Regions from separate parts of the Homo sapiens genome. Here all the other regions are linked to region 3. A link is a contact called in ENCODE Hi-C data. All regions are on one chromosome and are shown on one strand. The core of a region is the stretch at or near the end of the contact, and the rest is flanking DNA. Distances in the headings are between cores, read along the strand shown. Region 1 holds the start of RAB12 (RAB12, member RAS oncogene family). Region 2 overlaps DLGAP1 (DLG associated protein 1). Region 3 overlaps L3MBTL4 (L3MBTL histone methyl-lysine binding protein 4).

The links. Hi-C counts contacts between places; a loop is a spot of excess contacts on that map. Pooled maps may share reads with other maps.
Region 1: a loop to region 3 is called in a pooled map, with 6 times the contacts of the local background. The contact joins the promoter of RAB12 here to the enhancer-like site in region 3. A Hi-C loop is called at or near these places in 5 of 37 single-sample maps with no recorded cell type and 4 of 50 pooled maps.
Region 2: a loop to region 3 is called in a map with no recorded cell type, with 12 times the contacts of the local background. The contact joins two enhancer-like sites. A Hi-C loop is called at or near these places in 4 of 37 single-sample maps with no recorded cell type and 3 of 50 pooled maps.

Annotation. Positions count from the first base shown.
Region 1 is chr18:8,607,997-8,610,696 of GRCh38, reverse strand. RAB12 (RAB12, member RAS oncogene family) reads right to left here and starts at 1,260. Exons shown (of 6, transcript NM_001025300.3): 1 at 744-1,260. The coding sequence starts at 1,257. RefSeq lists an enhancer at 1-22 and silencers at 473-772, 1,203-1,432.
Region 2 is chr18:3,584,677-3,587,376 of GRCh38, reverse strand. The region is part of intron 7 of DLGAP1 (DLG associated protein 1); the gene reads left to right. Among named protein-coding and RNA genes, the nearest start is that of DLGAP1-AS1, 8.1 kb to the left of the region's middle. RefSeq lists an enhancer at 270-439. Within about 2 kb of position 1,441, at least 6 of the 41 ENCODE cell types and tissues checked have a DNase peak (open chromatin) inside an H3K27ac peak, as active enhancers do.
Region 3 is chr18:5,973,829-5,976,528 of GRCh38, reverse strand. All of the region lies in intron 16 of L3MBTL4 (L3MBTL histone methyl-lysine binding protein 4), which reads left to right. All of the region lies in intron 1 of LOC121725015 (a long non-coding RNA gene), which reads right to left. Among named protein-coding and RNA genes, the nearest start is that of TMEM200C, 80 kb to the right of the region's middle. Within about 2 kb of position 1,313, at least 2 of the 41 ENCODE cell types and tissues checked have a DNase peak (open chromatin) inside an H3K27ac peak, as active enhancers do.

The DNA.
Region 1 (2,700 bases), core at 11-2,510, 2.6 Mb before region 3:
CTCTAAGCATGACTTAATTAAAAAAATTTCCCCTGCAGTTTCCATTTCAGATCCACGGCTGTTTTCCTCCTTGACCCTGGAGCGTTCCTGTACTTACTTCACTCCTGTCCCTCACCGAAAACAGCGGTACTGGAGGAATCAACCCCATGCCCGCCAGTCACCGGGTTGTTTGAGGTCATGGATAAATACAGCTGAAGCTCCTCTGCCCCGTACGTACGGCTAGCACGAGAAACTTACTGTAGTTTTAGTTTTAACATTCTCCATAGGTGACTTTAAACTTCATTTCTTGAAAATGGGTTCAAAATAAGAAAACTGCCCTGGTTGCGCAGGGATCACACCCGCAGCAGACGGCGCGCGCTGGCCTTGGCGGGCCGGGCGAGAGCGGCCTTAGGCGTTCACTCCCCTGCCTGCCTGCGCTCCACTCGAACCCAGCTTTTTCTTGGGCGAGTATGCTAAGGGCCGAAGTTTCCGTGGAGAGCCGCCCCCACAGGCCCCGGGGGCTGCCAGGACCTCTGAGGCAGGGCCGGGGGCCAAGGGCAGGTCTGCCCGGAGGCGGCACGAAAACCTCTGCCAGGCTTTGGGATTGGGATGCAGGGCGCTCCAAGGAGACCCCCGCCCCTAGTTTCACCGAGAGGCCCATCCCCGAAAGACTCCCAGGCTCGATGAGACTCGAAGCCCACGGGGCGAAGGGCACCTGCCCGGGCGCCAGGAGGCCCGGCCCAGGGTCGCCGTGGCGCCCTTACCCACGGTGGACTTGCAGGCCTCGCAGAAGGTGTCGTCGGTGAAGCGCTCCATCAGGCTGGTCTTGCCCACGCCGCGGGAGCCGATAATGATGACCTGCAACTTGAAGTCGGCCGGCCTGGGGGGCTGCTTCCTCCGGCGGCCCTGGCCGCCCGACAGCGCCGGGGAGCCCGCGCCCAGACCGCCGCCGCCCCCGGCCCGCCTCTGCAGCGCGGCGCCCGGATCCATACACGCATGCGGCTCCCGCTCGGCCCGCCGCCCGCCGCCGCCCGCCCCCCGGCTGCGCGCCCCGGGCCCCGGCGCCCCCTCGGCCTCCGCCGCGCGCGGGGGGTCGGCCCCGGGCTCGGCTTCCGCCCGCTGGAGCGGCCCCGGCGGCCCGTGGGCTCCGCGCTGCAACTGCGCCGCCGGCCGGCTCTCTGCGCCCGGGTCCCCTCCTCCTCCTCCTCCGCCGCTGCCGCCGCCGCCGCCGGGAGAGGAGGAAGGGAAGCAGCTACTCCGCAGTAGCGGCAGCAGCATCCCGGACGAGGAGGGGCAGGAAGCGCAGGCGCGGGCGGGGCGGCTGGCCGCGAGGGGCCGGAGGCGGGCGGGTGGGCGCCCCCTGCCGGCGGGAGGACCGCGCGCCCGGGCCTCGGTTGGGTACTGCGCGCGGAGCTTTCCCGCAACCCGCGCCGCTCTTTCCCTGCCTCTGCTCGCCTGCCCGCCCCCGCTTCCCTCCCTCTTCCGCCGGCTCTTTCATCTTTTCTTCCTCTTATCTCTTCCCTTTTCCCCCTTTTCACTCCTCCCTACTCGGCTTTCACTCTGACCCGCATTTATAGTTAACACAAGAAACTTAGTGTGGTTTTAGTCTTAAAATTCTCCGTAGGCAATTTTGAACTTCAGCATTCCGGTGCATCATGAAAATGGGTTCAAAATAAGAAAAAGAACCCTGGTTGACAGTGAAAACACTCCCATGCGCACAGTCCCCAAACACCATGCACATGTTTTCGCCCCCGCGCGCTCGGTGTAGCTGGAACGCTGGAAAGGCCCCGACCTGAGGCCGCGCCGCCGGGCCGCCTGCGCTGCGTTCGCGTCTACACCAGCGCTCTCTCACAAACACCAGCGGGTGCAAGCCCCCGCACCCTCTACCGGGCCGTGGCACTGCTCGGTCTCTCTCCGTCACGTCTGTCTCCCATTTTGCACGGAAACGCGCGAAATCAGTTATTTTTAACTCTGATCGCTGTCTCACTCAGAGTTCAGAAGTTTTTATGCTGTTTAATTTTTAAATTAAGTAAATGGCATACTCCTTTGGGGGAATAAGCGAGTTAAAACTCAAACAGTGCGAGAAGATTGAAACTTTAGGAATTATGGACTCGGGTCGTATGTTTTGCCATTTCTGTTTGGAAGGATTTAAGGATACAGAAAATCACTGCTGATTCCTTGCCAGAGATTTGTTTAGCAAATTCCTCAGCTTGAACTTGAGCATCTCAGAACACAGGGTTCTGAATATGATAGGGGCTGGCAACATTTGCCGAATGATCACGTTACCCACAAAATTTCAGCTGTGCTGTATTTAGAACTAGGTTTAGTAATGCACAGTACACGCATATGTTACACAGCAAACCTGATTTGTAAAAATCTAGCGTTGCCCACAGTGTAGATTGGAAGTTTACATCTATGAGAGCATTCTTAACTGTGCAGTCACTGTAGGGATCTTTATAATATGAATTCTGAGAATATGTAAAATATGATCCCTCTATATTATTTGAAACACAGATCCATCACTTACCATCACGGAATTTACTTTCTTTCTTTCCTTCTTTCTTTCTTTTTCTTTCATTTTGTTTTGTTTTGATTTTGAGACAGCCTTGCTCTGTTGCGCAGGCTGGAGTGCAGTGGTGCGATCACAGCTCACGGCAGCCTGGAACTCCTGGGCCCAAGTGATTTTCCTTGCTTAGCCTCCTGAGCCGCTGAGACCACAGG
Region 2 (2,700 bases), core at 192-2,691, 2.4 Mb after region 3:
GCTGGCTTCACCTCTCAATTCTTGCAGGGAGCGGTGGCTCATGCCTGTAATCCCAGCACTTTGGGAGGCCGAGGCAGGTGAATCACCTGAGGTCAGGGGTTTGAGACTAGCCTGGCCAACATGGTGAAACTCTGTCTCTACTAAACCCACAAAAATTAGCCAGGCATGGTGGCGCAGGCCTGTAATCCCACCTACTCCAGAGGCTGAGGCAGGAGAATTGCTTGAACCCGGGAGGCAGAGGTTGCAGTGAGCCGAGATTGCACCATTGCACCTGGGCGACAAGAGCGAAACTCCGTCTCAAAATAAAAAGAGAACGTCACTCTTAAACAAATCAGATGTTTCACTTACTGTATAGAAACTGCTCGTTTTCTCTTTTTCTCTTTCTCATTTTCTCTTTCTGTTTTGACCAGGCAAGACAAACATATTGGCTGGTGTTTCACCCTCCTTCAGTCTCACTCTTATGTGTCACACACCTGCTGGTGCTCAGACCTTCTCAGTGGGTTCTAAATCTTTCCTGGCACTGAATTCTGAGAGTAGAACTGAAACCAACCAACCAACAAACAAAATACCCTTAGGAGAGAAGTGTGGGTTTAGGGCTTAGCAAATCTAGGAAAGGGGGATGTTGGGGAAAATGGAAGGATTTCGTTGTATGAGTTTTGGAGTGCAGAAGAATTGGAAAATGAAGAAGGGGAACTATGGGGAAGTGTGAGTTGTGATTTGAATCCCTTTCCTCTCCTTCAAATGGCAATCTTAAGCCGGGCATGGTGGCATGCGCCCGTTGTGCCACCTATTCAGCAGGCAGAGGGGGAGGATCTCTTAAATCTGGGAGTTCAAGGCCAGCGTACACAGCACAGTGAGATCCCGTCTGTAGTTGAAAAAAAAAAAGCAGTCATGAAGATTTGAATTCCTTTTACCTTCCTAGCCCATGACTGGACAGTGCCGCTCACTGCAGTGAAGCCTCATAATAACGAGTAAAGTCCCTCAGCATAACAGCATGGGAGATGGTTCCTGTCCTTAAGTCTCATAATAATGAGTAATGCCCCTCCGTATAACAACATGGGAGATGGTTCCTTTCCTTAAGCCTCATAATAATGAGTAATGTCCCTCCGTATAACAACATGGGAGATGGTTCCTGCCCTCCATTCAGCTCCCTTATTCGAAGTTGGGGGGGATCTCAAAATCTTATCTTCTTTGGGTGTTGGGGGCTGGACCACCCTGTTGGAGAAGCCATGTCTCCAGTATTCTCCCTGTCCAGTCTAACCATGGTAGATGTCAAGCATTACTGGAACTCTGCCAATGTCCCTGTTGAGCAAGGTATCCAGAGTTATCCCTATCGATAGCGAAGATGAGCTGACAACAGCCACCAGGTGGCGTCCAATTGCAGTTGGCCTGGGGAGTGTAGGAGCCGCACTGGAGGCTCAGTCCCCAAGGTCAGTCATGCGTTGGAAACAATGTGAACTAGCCCCTCCCACCCCCACTTATCACATCATGGCAGGATTTTTACTGTATGTCACAGCAAATCAAATGATTCCATATTTGGCTGAATTATCTAGCTTTTTTTTGGAGGGGGACTGTTTGGTTTTGTTTTCTAATTGTGTAGAGATGGGATCTCGTTATCTTGCCCAGGCTGGTCTGCAACTCCTGGACTCAAGCAGTCCTCCCACCATAGTCTCCCAAAACGCTGGGATGACAGGTGTGAACCACTGTGCCTGGCCTCACTGTCCAGTTTGGATTATCCACACTAAAAGAAGAAACCAAGGAGAGCTAACAAGAAGCAATACATAATCCAAAAGATCAGACATTTGATGTTGGAATATGTTATTTAGCTTCTTGAAATATCAGTGGGCGGAATGTCCTGAGAATCCATTTTGAACAAAATAGTGAGTTCACGTTGTAAAGACATGTCTTAGGAGAAGTGGTACAATGCTGTAGTTTCATTCAATTTTAGCAGGGAGAGGTTCTATCCTAATTATGGCTCCCACCCACTCTGGGTCTTCAGCTGAATCACTGAGATGAGCGTTACTCCCAGCAGGACTACCATCACTCATGCCTCTCTGGGAACCAGAGCTCCACCATGGTTTGGATGCAAGAAACTAAATTGAGTGAGGCAAGATATTTACAATGTATATGCACTGGCATTGTTTAGCCAGAGGCTTAGCTGTGGGCTAGTGGGAAGAACCTGAGGCTGGCTGGCTCGCTCCTGACTCTGCACCTTGCAAGCACTGTATTTTCCCTGAGTCGTATTTCCTGTCAGGTGCATTAGCTAAAAAATGAGGAAGTCGACACTTATTGTTGAGCTGCATTCAAATGATAAAGATGGGCCGGGCATGGCATAGTGGCTAATGCCTCTAATCCCAGCACTTTGAGAGGCCAAGATGGGAGGATCGCTTGAAGCCAGGGGTTCAAGACCAGCCTGGGCAACACAACAAGACCCCCATCTCTACAAAAAATAAAAAATTAGCTGGATGTGGTGGTGCACACCTGTTAGTCCCAGCTGCTCAAGAGATTGAAGTGGGAGGATTGCTTGAGCCTAGGAGATCGAGGCTGCAGTGAGCCATGATCGTGCCACTGCCTTCCAACCTGATGACAGAGTGAGACCCTATCTCTAAAAAAAAGAGAGATGAAGTTGTGTGTTTCATGAGTCAACATAGATGGGAAGTTCTCCTGGGCTGGGCCTCTGCCAGTCATCCACCCAGGGAA
Region 3 (2,700 bases), core at 64-2,563:
CTCAAGCCCTGTTATCATTACTCCACAAGAGTCATGTTAATTGGATCCAGCCACCCAGCCTCTTCCTGCACCCAGGGTGGGTCTGGAGAGAGGCCATGGGCTCAGCACTCTTCTGGACACACACCATCCCAGCAGAAGCAGAATGCTGGCTACTTACAGAGTTTGAAAGTTTCTACTGGCCGTATTTAACGTAATCAGAAGAAACAAGTAAAATTAGTTTTGACGACATATTCTATTTCACCCAATAGATCCAAAACATCATTTCAACATGTAAATCAAGATTCAAAAAATTATTAAGGAGATATTTTACATTCTGCTTTTTCTACTAAGTGATCAAAATCCAGGAGGTACTATAGCACATCTCAGTTTGCACGCTTCACATTTCAGGTGCTCTGTAGTGTGGCTAGTGGCTACTGTTATTGGATAGTACACAGGTGTGGGGCATCCAAGGCTCTTCATTCAACTTCTAACCCTCTCGATAGCCCACTAAGCAGTGGACAATCTCTGACTCTTGTGTGCTTCATCTCCCATATTTATATAAAATTGGTTAAGAGACTGCTTGTGATGAGGGAAGACCAATAGCTAAAATTAGAAAACTGCAGATATTCGTTTATGAATTCTGGATAATAAGGGTATGAGAAACAGAAGACAGTGCAGCAGACAGGCCATGCCCATGTCTGAGGAGCAATATGACTTGGCATCTAAGAAACAGCATGTGCTGAGTGCCTGCTGTCAGAGAGAGGAGCGTTCCTGAGGAGCTCCTGTTCCCATACGGAAATAGACAGTTGTCCTGCACATCATGGTGAAGCCTCTCTTGTTCTGCTTTTTACTTTTGTTTTGTGGATAAAGAAATGGAAATGAAGGGGAATGAGTAGACTCAGAAGCATCAAAATCAAGAGAAGAAAGTGCAGCTGAGAAATGATAGCTTCAAGCACGTTCAGTACGCAGGGCATGAGAACAGGTGATCGTGGGAAGAAAACAACGTTCCCAGCTGAAAAGCCATCTCTGAACATTTCCTTGCTTCTCCAGCAGAAGTCACTATGGAAGCACAGGTCCTGGGTGGAGTAACTTCTCAGTCAGTGCCAGATAAATTGATGGGACTTGGTCGGTGACTGTCACAGATTACACAGTGGGTGAGAGCAATCACATAATTGGATTTGGGGACCGACTGCATTTTTTTTATTTCCTCCTTTTTGCAGCAGAGAACACAGTAGAACTGCTACCCCTTTCATTGAAGAGAAGGTTACTTGTGAAATGGGTCTCCGTTTTTAGTGGGATTAAAAATAACTCAAGGCCCAGTCATGCAGACTGTGGTTTACCATTTATGACTCACTTGCTTCAGTTTTGTTTTGTGAGGCTTTTGTGAAGAAACAGACATATTTTTAAAGAACATTTCCATAAAGGATTTTCCTTCTCATTTGTCAGGGTAGAGCAGAGGTGGGAAGGATGGGTGAGAGGGCAGAGAAGAAATCAGGGACCTACCATTATGTTATTTTCAGACAAAATTAAATCCTTTAGTTTCTAAAAAATATTCTTCCTCTTTTTAAAAAAAAAAAACAAAACAATAGAGACAGGGTTTCTCTGTCACCCAAACTGGGATGCAGTGGTGCGATCATAACTCATTGCAGCTTTGACCTCCTGAACTCAAGTGATCCTCCTGCCTCAGCCTCCCAAGTAGCCAAGACTACAGGTGCATGTCACCATGCCCAGCTAATTTTTTCTTTTTTGTAGAGACAGGGTCTCACCGTGTTGTCAAGTCTGGTCTTGAACTCCTGGCCTCAAGCAATCCTCCCAACTTGGCCTCCCAAAGTGCTGAAATTACAAGTGTGAGCCACTGCACCTGGCTGAATACTTTTCTTTTTAATCTGTGGAATGGGAAGCAGACGGTGCTCTGCCTCGTGTCGCAAGTCTGTTTGGTCGTTTCACTGGAAAGGCAGCCCTAGGTCACACGCTGTCCACAACTGGCAGGTCTGGCTGTCTCAGGCACTCTGGAAAAATTGGCCTTCCCCTGGCTGTGGCGTTCTGACTTTTAAAGGCAGATAGACTTACCAGTGGACTTGCATCTCATCAGGGAATCAACCAGGTTCCAGTGTGTTTATTGCCTCTATAGGAAGGGCAAGCAATGACTTTTCTTTGGAGATGGGTTACTCCTCTCTGAGTGCTGCTAGACTCAAGATCCATGGCCAAGTCTTCCAGTGCTGTGGTCCAGGGCCTCTTCAGACCCTGCAGCTGGACACAGAGCTGAACATATCTGAACATATTGGCCTTGGAAACTTGAGGGTACAGTATATCTGTAAGCACCTTGAATGAAATCTTTAAGCTCTTCATCATATATTTTTTTAAAGGCCATAAAATCCAAAAGAAACACCCATAGCAAGGAAAATGGTAGCAAAACAATTCTTTCAACCAAATCCCCCAATGACAAACCACTGACATTACAAGTTTTATGTATTCTGTTTTCTAGAAGGAGAAGGCATCCTACACGTAAGGACATCTTTATTTATTGTCACATTGGTGTTAGAGGCAAAGGCAGTATTACATATACATTTCATTTTCTGGTGCAGAGAACATTTTGATTAATTAAAATGTTAAAACCTCCAGTAGGAGGGCTGCTTTTGCAGGCTGAATTTCCTTGGCTGACTTTTAGGGGAGCTGGATAGGAGTCATGACGGCAATGAGGTCGTGCAACTGGGAAGCATC